Regions from separate parts of the Homo sapiens genome. Here region 2 is linked to region 1. Evidence: chromatin loops called from intact Hi-C (ENCODE). Cell type or tissue: B cell. All regions are shown on one strand.

Region 1 (8,000 bases):
ACTAAAAGAATGAAATAAAATGTTCAGATAAGAAGTAAAAGCAATCATTAAATACCTATGTTCTGTATATTGTGTCCCAAATTAAGTTGCATAGGCTTGGAAAACATTTATTGTATATATTTCAAAACATATCTTTCTCATTTGAATAATGATAGCTAGAACTTTATTATATAACAGATCCAAGCGTAATCCAGGAAGAGTCTGAATCTATATATGTGATAGCCAGAGATTGAATATACCCAAGTGTCCTCTGTATGGAAAAAAATTTATCTGGGCCTTTTTAATATTTTGGCTGAAAAGGCTCATCTGTATTTTTCCTAAATATTTGCCTTAATCTAGATCACTCTTGCTAATAACAGGTACTGTAAGAATTACATCGCCGGGCGCGGTGGCTCACGCCTGTAATCCCAGCACTTTGGGAGGCCGAGACGGGCGGATCACGAGGTCAGGAGATCGAGACCATCCTGGCTAACACGGTGAAACCCCGTCTCTACTAAAAATACAAAAATTAGCCGGGCATGGTGGCGCGCGCCTGTAGTCCCAGCTACAAGGGAGGCTGAGGCAGGAGAATGGCGTGAACCCGGGAGGCGGAGCTTGCAGTGAGTCGAGATCGCGCCACTGCACTCCAGCCTGGGCGACAGAGCTAAACTCCGTCTCAAAAAAAAAAAAAAAAAAAAAAAAAAGAATTACATCAACCACTTCACTACCAAGGCTTGTTATTTTTTTCATGTGTTATGAAGAATCAATATATAGGAAATTCTAGAGATGTAACCACAGTGGTGGAAGTATAAACCCAGCCCTGATTAAAATAAATTGCTGTCTTCCCTTCAATGGCTATAAAATACTTTTCCCCACTCCTTCTTCTCACATCCCTCTTCTCCTCCTCCTCCTCTTTCTCTTCCTTACCATTCCTGCTCCTCTGTTCCTGTATGTATATATTCTGCACAAATCTGACTCCAGTTATTCCAAACCAATTGCCATTCTTCACATGTGCCATGCTGCCTATTGCTTCCCTGCCCTTGCACAGGCATTTCCCTGCCTCTAAATTGCATTTCCCCTTTTCTTCACCTGTCTATGACCTATGGATACTTTAATCTCATCTTGGGCATCATTTTCTATGAGAAGCCTTTTCTAATTTCCACCACTTCCTCCTCATATGCTGTGTTATTAGTCTATTCTTACTTGCCATTCCTCCCCACTAGACAATGAGTTTCCTATTGTGATACTGCCCTGTTTTGCCAGCTCCTGGCAATTGCCTGGAATATAGTAGGTGCTCACTAGCTGTCCGATGAATGAATAAATGAGTGGGCATATTTGTATATGAAAGTTTGAAAAACTTTGTACAAGTCAAAAGAGGCTAGCCTTTGTATGTCTAAACAAAGTAAATATAGGTGTCTACCATTTCTTTTTAACTGAAAATAGAAAAGCTTTTGCATTTTTAAAATTTTACATTGTTTAGCATGGAGTTATATATCAAAGATATTTTTATCCTCATTGAAATAGTAGCCCAAAATTACCACTATAGTTGATAAAATGATTTTCAATTTGATGGTAATAAGTAATATCATGAAGACAAACTACTTTAGGTTTCTATTAAATAAACCATTGCATATAAGTAAATATATGCATAAATAGACAATACTTGGTAAAATAATGAAATGCTCTTGCAACTGTAGAATATTATTTTTCTCCTTTGTGCTATATATTTATAGCATTTAAGCAACCATGTCATTTACTCAGGTTTTCTTATATTAGTTGATCAGATCTTTTTTCCCTTGGTATCATAGTCTGACATAATTATCAATAATACAGAAAGGTGATAAAATCATTATTTTACAGAACAAATCCTTTTTCTGAAATCCTGTGTGTCTGTGTGTGCAGATATCTCTAACAGATACCTTAATCATTTTCATTGGAATAGGAATTAAAAGTCATTTTGCAAATAAGGTAAGTCTAGACTCCCAAAATAAAAATTCTTATGATCAAATATTCATAGATTATGAGGTTATTACATGCGAGGCACTGCTCTAAGCACTTTACATAGGTCATATCCTTTTATGCTGAGAGTGGTTTTTATTATGATCCCATTATATAGGTGAGGGAATTGAAACACAGATTAAGAAATGGGCCCAACCTAGTGTGGCAGTGCCCAGTGGCAGAGCTCGGATCAGACCCCAGTGGTCTGGCTGTAGAGCCCGCGCTCTAATCATTTTGTTACACTGCCTCTCAGATGCTTCCACTCTGCTTTCTTCCATGTGCAAACTATTGTGTGCAATCCTGTATATGATGATGATAGTATTTTATTTTTTTCTGTCTGAGAAGACTGTTATTTTTCATAAAAGAGAGTTTTCTTATGTGATATGAATTAAGGTTCATAAGGTTAGTTTTCGAAGTTGCATTCTTTGTATCAAGAATTTATTTTTCCATTGTTTAAATTATTGGATAGATGTTGCTATCGGAGCTCCACAAGAAGATGACTTGCAAGGTGCTATTTATATTTACAATGGCCGTGCAGATGGGATCTCGTCAACCTTCTCACAGGTAAGGTACTATTCTATTTCCAAAAGAAGCATTGGTTATAATGCATATCCTTAAAACTTCCAGGGTTTATGTGGACTTATTTTTCTTAATTTTCTCATTCAAATACTTAACACTTTATTTCACCGTTTACTTATAGTGGCAAATGATCTTATTTTAAGGGATTAATAACTCTTCAAACTCCCTTTCTCCATAAATAAGAGTTGTAGTTCATTTCCACCCTAGCTTGTCTATAGCCCATTAAAGATTTCTCTTTGTATTTCATTAAATTGCATTCTGAGGTAATATCCATATGATTCTAAAATATGCCCATTTGGATTTGATTAACTGTGTCTTGGCCTTGTGGCTAGAGCCCCATATTTTGTGAAGATTGCACAGGGAGATCAAACACACATATGATTCTCTGGGTTTTTTTCACTGTTGAGTAGTAAGATGATAGCACTTTAATAATGTCTCAGGATCTTACTCTGACTTCACTTTTGTATGTTGAAAAATCATGGCATTTCAGTGCCTAGAAAAAAAATGACATTCATATGCAGAGAAGAAAAGTTTTTCCCTTGATATTTGCATGGAAATATTAGCTGGCACAGTTATTTTTGATTAGAAAAATGAGCAAATGGTTCTCTGTAATTGACATAAAAGAAATGTATTTGTCTAGTAAAAAAACTAATTTTCTTAGCACGAATATCAGCTTAATATTTATAAACCTGTATGTGAACATGAAATTAGATATGTGGAATAGAAAGTACATATCTGGCTAGGGTTGTTCTTGTTAAAAAGTCAGCTTTTATCAAAAGCCTCAGTCATAGGCTCCACTAAGTGATTATAGACATCTTGTTTTACAAATTCTTATTTAGTTATTCATGTTGGGCAAGGAAGTAAATAGAGAGCCTGAAGAGACCTAAGGAGGCCAGACATGGTGGTACACACCTGTAATCTCAGCTACTCAGGAGGCTGAGCTGGGAAGACTGCTTGAACCCAGGAGTTCAAGGCCAGCCCAGGTGCCATAGTGAGACCCCCACCTCTAAAAGACTTGAGAGGGAGTAAAGACTATTTCAGAAAATCTGTACAGCATAATTTTCCCTTTGCTCGCAAAGTAAATTTTTTTAGTCACAAATGTCACCTGTTCATTTCAAGCTGGAAAAATTTTGTCACCCTTAGAAGTATTTGATTTAACTAAAATGCAGCTTTGTTAGTAGATGTGCCAAGGCATGCCTGGGAAAGCTCATTATTTAGCTAAATCATTGCTTCTCTGGTATATTAGTATTCAAAAACTACTTCCCACTCAACTTTCCTATTTTTCAGAGAATTGAAGGACTTCAGATCAGCAAATCGTTAAGTATGTTTGGACAGTCTATATCAGGACAAATTGATGCAGATAATAATGGCTATGTAGGTGAGTAATTAGTTTATCATAATTTATAAATTGGAATAAGCTCTATCATAGATACTGCTTTATAGTGAAGTACGTAAAACTGGTATGAAAGACTTCATCTTACTGATAATTTTTTTTCTTCATTTTTAAAGTTCTCCTTAATTCATTCCTAAAATGATCAAGTAATTCCTCAGCTTAACAGTGCTAGTTACACAATGTTATAGTCTGTGTTTTTGAAAACATGAAAGCACTCATGAAAATCAAATATATGAGGAAAAGAAAGAAAATTTTTATTTAGAAAAATTTGAGTGAATGTTTCTAGTCCAAAAATTGAATTTTGTTTTAGTAAACTTGTTTTTGTCATAAAGTTTATGATATATCATAATGGGATGAATGTTGTACATGAATAGATTCAGAGAAAAGTGGAAAGAATCGTAAGATGTTAGCATATATTCTCTAATTTTCTATAAATAGTGTTTTAGGTAGTCAAAGGTGATACGTAGTTAAGTATTTATGGCTGAAAAATAATTCTCTTTGACTAATGATGATCATTAATCTGTGTTGTTTTTTATCCTCCAGATGTAGCAGTTGGTGCTTTTCGGTCTGATTCTGCTGTCTTGCTAAGGTAAGACTGATATATTTCACTGCTTAATTGCAATTTGGTTTAATTGTAAAATGATGGGAGGTGGTGTTTAAAATCAGCAGTGGTAGTGACCTCATGATGCTCTTTTGGTATTCTGAAGCTTAATTATTGATTTTTAGGGTATTTTTTTCACCTTACAGAGATATAATTAAATCATCAAAGTCAATATTTTTAGACATTTAAATAAAAAGTTATTTTGCCCTGTGCACAGAAATGTAATTAGTATGTACACACATAATAAGACTCATGAAATTACTTGGTGAATGTAAACTGAAAAAACAAACGCATTTCTCTCCTTAAGGAAAAATAATTCTGCAATTAACATTGCTACTTTTATTTCCTTCTCAGGACAAGACCTGTAGTAATTGTTGACGCTTCTTTAAGCCACCCTGAGTCAGTAAATAGAACGAAATTTGACTGTGTTGAAAATGGATGGCCTTCTGTGTGCATAGATCTAACACTTTGTTTCTCATATAAGGGCAAGGAAGTTCCAGGTTACATTGGTGGGTATGCCCTACAATATTAATGCTTGATGGGGTGCGGTTCATTCATTAATCCCACAATCCTGCTTGGAGCCCTCACCGGTTTTCACCACGGAGATCTTCTTTAGAGCGGGGGAGAGAAGCTACCTGATGCATGCTTTTCCTCTCCATCTTCCAGATTCTTGCGTTGTTCTAACCAATGAGTTGGGCACATTAGAAGGCTGTAGTTGTTTAGAGATTATGAGAAGCAAAGGACATAGTATCACTTGCTATATTAGTTTAAGGTAAACCAACTGAGCTTAACCTGTGAAATCTCTTTCTTCTTGACATTGGATAAAATTGACATTTTATCAAGTGTCAATAATTGAGGAAAGCCAGGCATGGTAGCTCATGTCTATAATCCCAGCACTTGAGGAGGCTGAGGCTTCAGCCCAGGAGGTCCAGGCTACAGCAAGCTGTCATCACACCACTGCATTCCAGCCCGGGCAATGGAATGAGACCCTGTCTCAAAAAAATAATAACCATAAAAATAAATATTAAAAAAATTGAAGAAGCTAGACTTGATTCTGATTTCTATAAATAATATGCTTGTTAATAATTTACTGCGACTACAAGCTCCTAAGAACCGTCACCTATGTCCCTCTGTATAGGCAACTCTCAATTATCTGCTCTGGAGAAAGTATCATTGATATAGCTCATCCAAAATATTGTGGTGGGGAATCCCAAATCATGTATATATGACTTTATAAGTATTTTTGCTAGCAGATTAATGTTCCTAATTATGTTTTATTTAGGCTAATATAAGAATAACTACTAGTGAAATGAGCCTGTGGTAGGAGAAGAGCATATCTGGGCATATCATTTAGAGATTAATAATTCACAACGTTTATGATCCCCTATTAGGACCTGTCAAGAGTTTATTGTATTCATGACCCTGCAGGCTGCTGTTATCTAAACATCGTGAAGGGCCCACATACTTATTAAATAATGCCATGGATATGTAATAGAGGTCTTAGTATGCATTAGGTACACAATGAGCCTGTACCTGAAAGGTACACAATGAGCCTGGCATCTCTACTTTAGATCAGACTCATTTTTAATAGTGTCCTGGAAAAGTCATGGCCAGAGCTACAGTAATAAGAGGGTGGACAAGCCTTCATCTAGTTATTGATTGGAAAATGGCAATTTGAGAGCCTGACCACAGAGTAAATTACACAGTAACACAGACAAGCTGAAGGATAATCTGAAAGACACACATTGAGTAGATGACGCTCTTTCCTTTTACATAAAACTAGTGTTTCCTCTACTAACAATTCCATTGTGACCAGATATTTTTAAAAATAGTTGAAGACAAACATACGAAACACATAAATAATCATCACATTATTGGAGAAGCATACCTTATAATTATCATAAAATGACTCCCAGGAGAAATAATTCACATGGCAAGCATGTTTAATAAAACCAGGACATTTTAACTCTTACTAATAGTGGATTTTTTTTCACCTTTTTCATTTACTTTTTTTCTGAACTCAGGGCAATGAACTTGTAGACAGCTATATCAATTGCAGTGCTATTTCTCTGAGGTATTGAATCTCAGTTATTATAATTTTGAAATCCAATTGGCTTGGACTTCATTATTTTCCAACTAAAAAGATGATTGAAGGATTTATTTGAAATGTGTAAAGAGTAATATAGATTTTATGCTTATGTTTCCTTGAAAAAAGTAGGTAAAATTCTTCTGGAAGTGTTACTCCTAAAATACAAATGAACATGTCAAGAATTACATAAATTCTTTAAACTATCACTTATGAATTATTGCCTCTATGTAGTGAGTGACACCTCAGCAGACTATTAGATTTAGCTTGCATGGCAAAGAACTCATTTAGATTCATGAAATGGTTCTCACTTTCTTGGTAAGATCTGGCTTGGACGTTTTTGTTAATTTTTTCTTTTTTCCTTTTTTTTTTCTTTCAAATTTGGAGATCTTCATGAGCAGATGAATATTTACTATTTCAGATTTGAAATAAACCCTGCCAAACTGCTAGAATATTTATTGAGAGAATTTTTTAAAAATTGCACAAATTAACACTGGAAGGTCAAACTAGAAACCAATAACACACAGAGGAAGGACAGATAATCAGGGCATAAGACTGGAAAGATGACATTTTTAAGAAAACCGTATATATAGATTTGACTTAATCATGTGTTCACTTCATGTATAAAAAAAAGCCTTCAAATCAGAAACAAATCTAAAATATAAAAAAGTCATATATAAAATTAGTCATATAACCACATAAGATAGAATTATTCCAAGTGACATTTGAGCAAAGTGCTGTGTCTATACTTCCTTAGTCAATGTTCTGAGAAAAAAAGGAATATGAAACATGCAAGACTTTTATTAGCAACAATTTTTATATTTTTGAAATTTTTATATAAAGATTAAGCAAATAACTAAAGATTTTAATGTTGTTAATAGAAACCTAGAGGAAAGTTCATAAATCTTTATAAAAGCAATTTTTAAAATTTGTATTTTTAATTGTTCCCTCTTTCATATTTCAGGTTAGTCTTTAAAAAGCTGTTTAATAAAGAGAATTCCAGATATTATTTCCAGTAGTCCATATAACTTTAACTATTATCACTTCAAAAATAACAATAGATGTATTTCAGTAATTAGATTAATTGCAATTCTCTATATTTTTGCAGTTTTGTTTTATAACATGAGTTTGGATGTGAACAGAAAGGCAGAGTCTCCACCAAGATTCTATTTCTCTTCTAATGGAACTTCTGACGTGATTACAGGAAGCATACAGGTGTCCAGCAGAGAAGCTAACTGTAGAACACATCAAGCATTTATGCGGGTAATGTAAGCTATTTTTTATTAATGAATATGTGAACTTCAACGTTGTTGATAGAGAGCAACTTATTGTATTGGTATCTTTTTATAAAATGTAGATAAAAG
Region 2 (8,000 bases), 1.5 Mb before region 1:
CTAAAGTCAGACAGTGATTTAAGATGGTGAGGAAAGAAGTCTAAATCTCAACTCAGGAGATATCTTCTTCCAGCTGTGCACAACATCAAAGACACCCACTACTTCTTTTTACTAGGGGAGGAGGGGTGTCAAACAGTCTTAGGTCAGTGACAAGAAAATACTGCCCTGTACCACAGCTGGAAGATGCAAAAAATTTATCATATCGAGTGTTTCATGGCAATGCCAAAAATCTCTAGTCTAAGTGTAATACACATTTAAAAACGGAAATATATCTCTGGTTACAGATGTGAAATTAAGTTTCCATGGTCTTAAGTAGCAAGTTATCACTGTAATAATATGATGACTAATTAGGTCAAAATCTAAAAGATTTGTAAGAGTGAAAGAATTTTCATGTAAATAAGAATCAAAATATTTAATATTAGTGAAATAAGACTAAGCATGACTTTAAAATTCTTCCTGTTATACATGATATTAAATTGGAAATGATAATATATATCTGAAGGAAACTTTTGAGTATGAGCAAGGACAATTTTAGCATTTTCATGGTTAAATAAAAGCTAAATCAAAACCATCAAATAATGAATATAAAATAAACACAAACTGAATAACAGCATGATAAAATTACCTGCATTTGAAACAGATTAAAATCGATCAACTCTATTCTATCAAGTGATTCTAAAAATATATGACTATACCTGTGTGGTTGCAAGGAATAGAGGTTTTTGTAGAATATCAGATATTTATTAGATTCTCATGAACAGCAGGGAATGAAGTGGAGGAGATACCAACTTTATTGTTTTATAAAAATGAAGGGAATGGTTCTTCAAAGGAATGGTTTGCAGTCAAGTAACCATGTACAGTATTAAGTCAGATTAATTTGATAAATATCTAAAGTGTTTTGATCAGCATCAAAGTGTTATATTAAAGAATATTAAATATGGCCAGGCGTGGTGGCTCACACCTGTAATCTCAACACTTTGGGAGGCCGAGGCTGGTGGATCACGAGTTCAGGAGATCGAGACCATCCTGGCTAACATGGTGAAACCCCGTCTCTACTAAAAATACAAAAAAAACTAGCCGGGCGTGGTGGCAGGTGCCCGTAGTCCCAGCTACTCGGGAGGCTGAGGCAGGAGAATGGTGTGAACCCAGGAGGCAGAGCTTGCAGTGAGCCAAGATTGTGCCACTGCACTCCAGCCTGGGCGACAGAGTGAGACTCCATCTCAAAAAAAGAAAAAAAAAAAGAACATTAAATATATTTATTATAGTTTTAAAATGAAAATATCATCCAACATTTTTATCCCAAGGACTATAAAGCAAAGCAAAAATAGAGAGGTATCAGTGAAGTGGCATCAACCCTCTGGTCTAATGCCACTGAATGGGACCAAGTATTGAAGATAATTACTTACCACATTTTGGTTAATAAGATGCGCCACAAATTTTGAAGCAGTCAGGCAAAGTTGCTGAAAAATAAAGGTGGAAAGTTAACCTATAAACTAAACCCAATTTTCATTTATTTACATAATCTATGGCCTACTAACATCATCTATTTAAAACATGTACCACACAAGTATAATTTTTACATTATAAGAAAGTTACAAAATAAAACACATGAAAGAGTATCCCTTCTGGTTAAATAGTTATAGTTCTACAGTTATAGCCATCATTTTTGTGGCTCATCAATAGTGGCCAGGGATATTTAACAGATCAAAGAAGTTCTCATGAAAGACAGTTTTTAAAAAGCATTATGTTATGTAGCTGTGTCAAAATCAACCTTGCTTACTTTTGTTGATACTGGTTTGTTAGTTTGTTCCTATGTATCATTCTACTTACAAGCCATTCATATATACCTTGTCATTTCTTCGATAGCCTTTTCGAAAATTAAGAATTAACCTTTTGAGGATTAATTCTCCAATTTGTGGAAATTTTGAGTTGATAATTGCCACTAATGCTGCATAAACATGGGTGAAGATTGGAGAAGCACTCTGTGCTTGCAAAACAGACCTGGACAGCAGTCCTCTGTTTAAAAAAGAATTTAAAAAGGAGTCAACAATAATCACCAAATTAATTAAACGAAACAAAAACTATTAAAATTCAGTAATATTTCTCTATAAGTAATCATAAAATCTAAATCAGAACTAACTGGAAAGAGTTTGTCTTACTAATAAATAAAAATTGTTTTTCAGAAAACGAAATGTGAATTTGTGATTTTGTAAAATAGAATGAAGATTTTACTGCAATTTATCACCAAAATTTTTCTCTCTACATATAATTCCTCTTTTCCCAGTCTGTTATATCTAATCATGAATTTGAACCTTAAAAAGGTTCATATAAATAATTTCTTTAACATTTTTTAAAAAGTAAACAAAAGCAGACCTGCTTCAAAAGTATAAAAGGTAGATAACATAAAGTTTCTACTACAGATCTGTCATTTTTATAAAATTAATTTTGTGATTAAAGACAAATTTGGGTTTAAATCTTTAAGTCTAATTTTAGTAGAATAAAATGAAGATGTGGAATACTCCTGTGAGAAATAAAGAAACGAATTAAAAGCAATGCCAGATTAATGCTAAAACAGTAACAGGAAATTAAAAGGTACCTACTTGTAACTCATTTTGAAAATGGTCATGTTTCTATATGCATTTGATGAGGAAGGGGAAAGGCAAATTGGGCAAACTAAAGTTACTTTTAGCAATGTAATGACAAGTAATTATTGGATTGCCAAAAGTCAGGAAAAAAAGTCTTAATGGTAGTTTTAGATATGACAACTGAATCACTAGAGTGGAAAATAAGAAAAAGGATGCAGCTTATAAATTATAGTATCTTTAGCAATCCATAACTCTTCTAAGTCTACTTTTTTTCTAAGTAAATTGGAGAGATCTCTGCCCACTTTTGAGGATAATGGCTGTCTCTTGATCAACTTTCTCTACCTCTAAAACTTGCTGCTCCTACTTTATACCCCCACCTTTTTTGGAGAGGTTGGGGAGAGACAGGGTCTCACTCTGTCACCCAGGCAGGAGTGCAGTGGGGCGATCTTGGCTCACTGGAAGCTCTGCCTCCTGGGCTCAAGCAATCCTCCCACCTCAGCCTCCGGAGGAGCTGGGACTACTGTGTGCCACCACGCCCAGCTAATTTTTGTATTTTTCATAGAGACAGGTTTTCACAATGTTGCCCAGGCAACTCCTGGACTCAAGTGGTCCTCTTGCCTCAGGCTCCCAAAGTGCTAGGATTACAGGCTAGGATTACAGCGACCGTGCCTGGCCACTACATTCCATATTTTTTTAAAGATGAATCATAGTCATGTAAAATGACATGAGAAAACAGCCCTCAGATTTTAAAATAATAAATACAACATGGAGTAATTCTATTTTCTGACCCTTTTAAATATCACCAATTGCTTAAAGCCACATATTCTTATAGAATACGGTGATTCCCTTCTGCTTTTCTAAAATGTATTGCTCATCTTTCCCATTTCTCTCACATTCCCATTTCACTCTCACTAGAAATTAAATTGGAATAAAGGCCATATATGACGAACCCATAGCTAATATACTCAACGGTGACAAGCTGAAAGCTTTTCCTCTAGGATCAGGAATAAGAAAAGGGTGCCTACTCTTTCCAATTCTATTCAACATAGTACTAGAAGTCCTAGCCAGAGCCATTAGGCAAGAGAAAGAAATAAAAGGTATCCAAATCAAAAATAGAGAAGCCTGTTTGCTGTAAACAGGATCTTAATATAGAAAACCCTAAAGACTTAACCAAAAAATTGTTAGAACTAATAAACTAATTTAGTAAAGCTGCAGACACAAAATCAACATACAAAAATCAGTAGTGCTTCCATATGCTTACAATGAACTATCTTTCTGAAAAATCAAGAAAACATCCCATTTACAATAGCTATGAAAAAAAAAGTTAGGAATAAATCTAACCATGGAGATGAAAGAGCTGTACACTAAAAACTACAAATTGCTGATGAAAAAATGGAAGAACATGCATGACATCCCATGTCCATGGACTGAAATAATATGTTAAAATGTCCACAGTACCCAAAGCAACATACAGACTGGACTCAATCCCTATCAAAATTCCAGTTACGTTTTTCACAGAAATAGAAAAAACAATCCTAAAACTCACATGGAACCACAAAAAACTCCAAATAGCCACAGCAATCTTGAACAAAAAGAACAAAGCTGGAGGCATCACACTCCCTGACCTGGAATCTGCTACAAAGTTATAGTAATCAAAACAGAATGACAATAGTATAAAAACAGACACATAGAGCTACAGAGAACAAAGAAACCAGAGATAAATCCAGACATTGGCAGTCAACTGATTTTCGACAAAGATGCTAAGAAGACACAATAGGGAAAAGACAGTGTCTTCAATAAATGGTGCCAAGAAAACAGAATACCCAGATGCAGAAGAATGAAAATAGACCTTAGTCCCACAGCATATACAAACATCAACGCAAAACAGATTAAAGACTTAAACATTAGACCTGAAACTGTGAAACTACTATAAGTTTCTAAAAGAAAAATACAAAGGAAAAGCTCTGAGACACTGGTATGGTTAATGATTTTTTGGATATGACCCCTAAAGCACAGGCAACAAAAGCAAAAAGAGACAAATGGGATTACATAAAACTAGAATGCTTCTGCACAGCACAGGAAAATATCAACAGAGTGAAGAGATGACCTACAGAATGGGAGAAAACATTTGCAAACATACACCTGATAAGGGGTTAATATCCAAAACACATTAGGCATTCAACTCAATAGTAAGAAAACAAATAACCCAATCTAAAAAATGAGCAAACAAGAACAGACATTTTTCAAAAGATGTACAAATAGCATATATATATATATGAAATGCTAAACCTCACCAATTATCAAAGAAATACAAATTAAAACCACAATGAGACATCTCACAACTGTTACAATGGCTGTAATAAAAAAGATGAAAAATAGCAAGTGTTGCCAAGGACATGGAGAAAAGAGAATGCTTGTACACTGTTGGTAGAAATATAAATTAGTACAGCCATTATGAAAATAGTATAGAGGTTCCTTAAAATATTAAAAACAGAATTACCAGCCAGGTGCGGTGGCTCACGCCTGTCATACCAACACTTTGGGAAGCCAAGTCGGGAGGACTGCTTGAGCTCAAGAGTACGAGACCAGCCTGGGCAAGATGGCAAGACCTCATTCTCTACAAAATATTAAAAAATTAGCCCAGTGTGGTGGTGAGTGCTTGCGGTCCCAGCTACTTAGGATGCTGAGGTGAGAGAATTCCTTGAGCCCAGCAATTCAAGGGGGCAGTGAACTATGACCATGCACTGTACTCCGGCCTGACAATAAAGCAAGACCCCCATCTCTAAAATAAATCAATATAAAAAAAATTTTTTTTTATTGTAACTACCATTTGATCCAGCAATCCCACTATTGGGTATATATACAAAGAAAATGAGATCAGTATGTTGAAGAGGTATCTGCACTCCCACATTTATTGCAGCATTATTCACAATGGTGAAAATATGGAAACAACTAAAGTGTCTGTTGTGAATAAATGGATAAAGAAAATGTATACATGTATAATGGAATACTATTCAACCATAAAGGAAATCCTGTCATTTGGGAAAACACAGGTGAACTTGGAGAACATTATGCTAAGTGAAATAAGCCAGGCACAGAAAGACAAATAATGCATGACCTCACTAATATGCGGAATCTAAAAAAAACTGAACTCATAGAATCAGAGTATAAAATGATGGTTACCAGAGGCTGGGGGTTGGGGGAATTTAGATGTTGGTCAATGGACACAAAATTTCAGTTAGACAGGAGGAATAAGTTCCAGAGATCCATTCTACAATATTTTGACCACAGTTAATAACCATATATTATATACTTGAAAGCTGAAAACAGAGTAGATTTTTAAGTGTTCTCACCACAAAAAATGACAGGCATGTGAATGCATGTTAAACAGCTTGATTTAGTCATTCTACAAAGTACATATATATCAAAACATCATGATGTATACCACAAATATACACAATTTTTACTTGTCAATTTAAAAAAGAAATAAAAAATTAAATTAGTTTGAGGTAGTATATTTTAACATTCGTTATTCCTCATGAGTTTAAATTACTGGAGGCATTAAGTAAATGTCTGCAAAAACCATTATGTGAAATCAAAGCTTCTCAAAAAGCAAAAATTCCATACAACCTCTAACAGCAAGGCACAAGTTATTTCTTAGCAGTCTATATTTTTATAAGTCCTGCATTTTAAATAAATATTCTCAATGACCTTTGAAATGAAGTAGCACAATAAATCAATGATTATTGTTCATGTAGATATTATATTCCTTTGAAAAAATACTTAGAAATACTACAAATAAAATAGCCAATACTTACCTTCCTCTAACTATATTTTCTTGAAGAAGCTCTTGAATAATAATACTTATGTTGGAAATGTTGACTTTGTTGATAAGGCCATTAATTGACTTCTTCAGGGCCTCCCAACTCATCCTCTGGTATGCTAAGCTAAAAAGAAGTGATTTTAATAAAGATTAAAACTTAATTACAATAATAAGAAGCTATAAGAACATAAAAACTACATAGTGCTCCTTAATTTTTGACATTATTTTCATGAAACGACCCCCAAGTACAGTAAAATATATGATGCCTATCAGGATAAATAGATTATATCCTGAACCATATTTGATTTTCTATACATATGCTTAAGTATACACCATTTTTCTTTAATAATACAATAAGATTATGTAAGGATATATAAGGATAACATTTTGTTCTTATGCCTAGTACATTTAATTTATTAGTCAAATTCAATACATGCTTATTTTACATATAATGCTTGATTTAAACTTGTCTTTAATGGAAACCTTTAAAATAAATGCAATTAAAAAAATTTAAATGGTAACATGAAATACCCAAATATAAGCCACAAAAAAAATTTGTATGTCCCTTCTCATAAAAAGATGACAGAGACAACAAAATTAAATGTTTTAAGCCACAAAGAAATGGTAACTACAGGAAAAGGGAGTCACATGAAATCATGGGGCTGAATTACCTACCATTCAGTGTATTTTAAAGACAATCTCTATGTTGATGTAGTAGTCCTACAGCTATACCAGTTGAATGTTAGATAGCTGTACTGCTTTTTACCCTAGATTTTGGGGAAATTACTTGGCCTCATTGAGTTTCTTTAGGTTGAATTGGACAATGTCTAAGATCTTTCAATGCTCTACAGTTCTATGGGTTTTGTAACTGCTTTTCTGTGGAATCTGATTTCAGCTGCAGGAAGTCTTAACCTTTTTTCTTCCATACATGTCTCTCTCGGGAAGTCTGGTGAAATCAGTAGACTTTTTGGGATGATATATACAATGAATAGGATTACAAAGGATACTAATCATACTAAAATTCAGTTTTTGAAACATGAGAAGAACAAAAGTTTGATATAATATTCTATGTGCTTCATAACACATTAAACAAGAACTGGCAGTATGCTTAATAACTACTTAAATTTCTAAGTAGCATGGCCATAATCCGTATCATGAAATACCTGTAACAGACTGTCAATACTCTGATCTATTGCCTACATTCTCAAAAGAAAAAAACAAAAGCTAAACTTTAGAGATGAGTAAAAATAAAGATTCAATTTTTTCCCCAAACACATTCATGGACTGATTGCTTGAATTCTATTCATGGACCTCTTGAGGGGCTTGTAGGTTAAGAATCCCTGTTCTGGAGTGGTACAAGGAAGGTTGGTGAGAGCAGTTCTTGGTGGGAACGAGTATTGTATCACTGATATTGTTTAGTATTGCTAGCATGGTGAGGATAAAAAACAGACTCACTTTGCGGTTAATTTTATTTTGTTTCTAAATTCTCTATAAATTATGTACCCCCTTACTGCCTGTACCCAAGGTGGACTATTCCACTGTTTCATAACTCCAACCTTTTGGTATTCCACTATCTCTAGACACAAGATGCA

The links. Hi-C counts contacts between places; a loop is a spot of excess contacts. Peaks named below come from ENCODE experiments on the same cell type or tissue, not always from the same donor. Only the 100,000 strongest peaks of a DNase experiment are listed, where the experiment ranks them.
Region 2: a loop joins it to region 1, with 4 times the contacts of the local background. A loop is called at or near these places in 3 of 110 quality-filtered maps.

What each region holds. Positions count from the first base shown.
Region 1 is chr2:181,490,879-181,498,878 of GRCh38, forward strand. It overlaps ITGA4 (integrin subunit alpha 4), which reads left to right. Exons shown (of 28, transcript NM_000885.6): 11 at 2,447-2,541; 12 at 3,844-3,934; 13 at 4,493-4,538; 14 at 4,905-5,059; 15 at 7,745-7,899. Among named protein-coding and RNA genes, the nearest start is that of ITGA4, 37 kb to the left of the region's middle. In B cell, no CTCF peak of the experiment used is centred here; no DNase peak of the experiment used is centred here; H3K27ac peaks cover 1,484 bases.
Region 2 is chr2:179,971,787-179,979,786 of GRCh38, forward strand. It overlaps CWC22 (CWC22 spliceosome associated protein), which reads right to left. Exons shown (of 20, transcript NM_020943.3): 6 at 6,404-6,532; 7 at 1,848-2,016; 8 at 1,407-1,460. Among named protein-coding and RNA genes, the nearest start is that of CWC22, 32 kb to the right of the region's middle. In B cell, no CTCF peak of the experiment used is centred here; no DNase peak of the experiment used is centred here.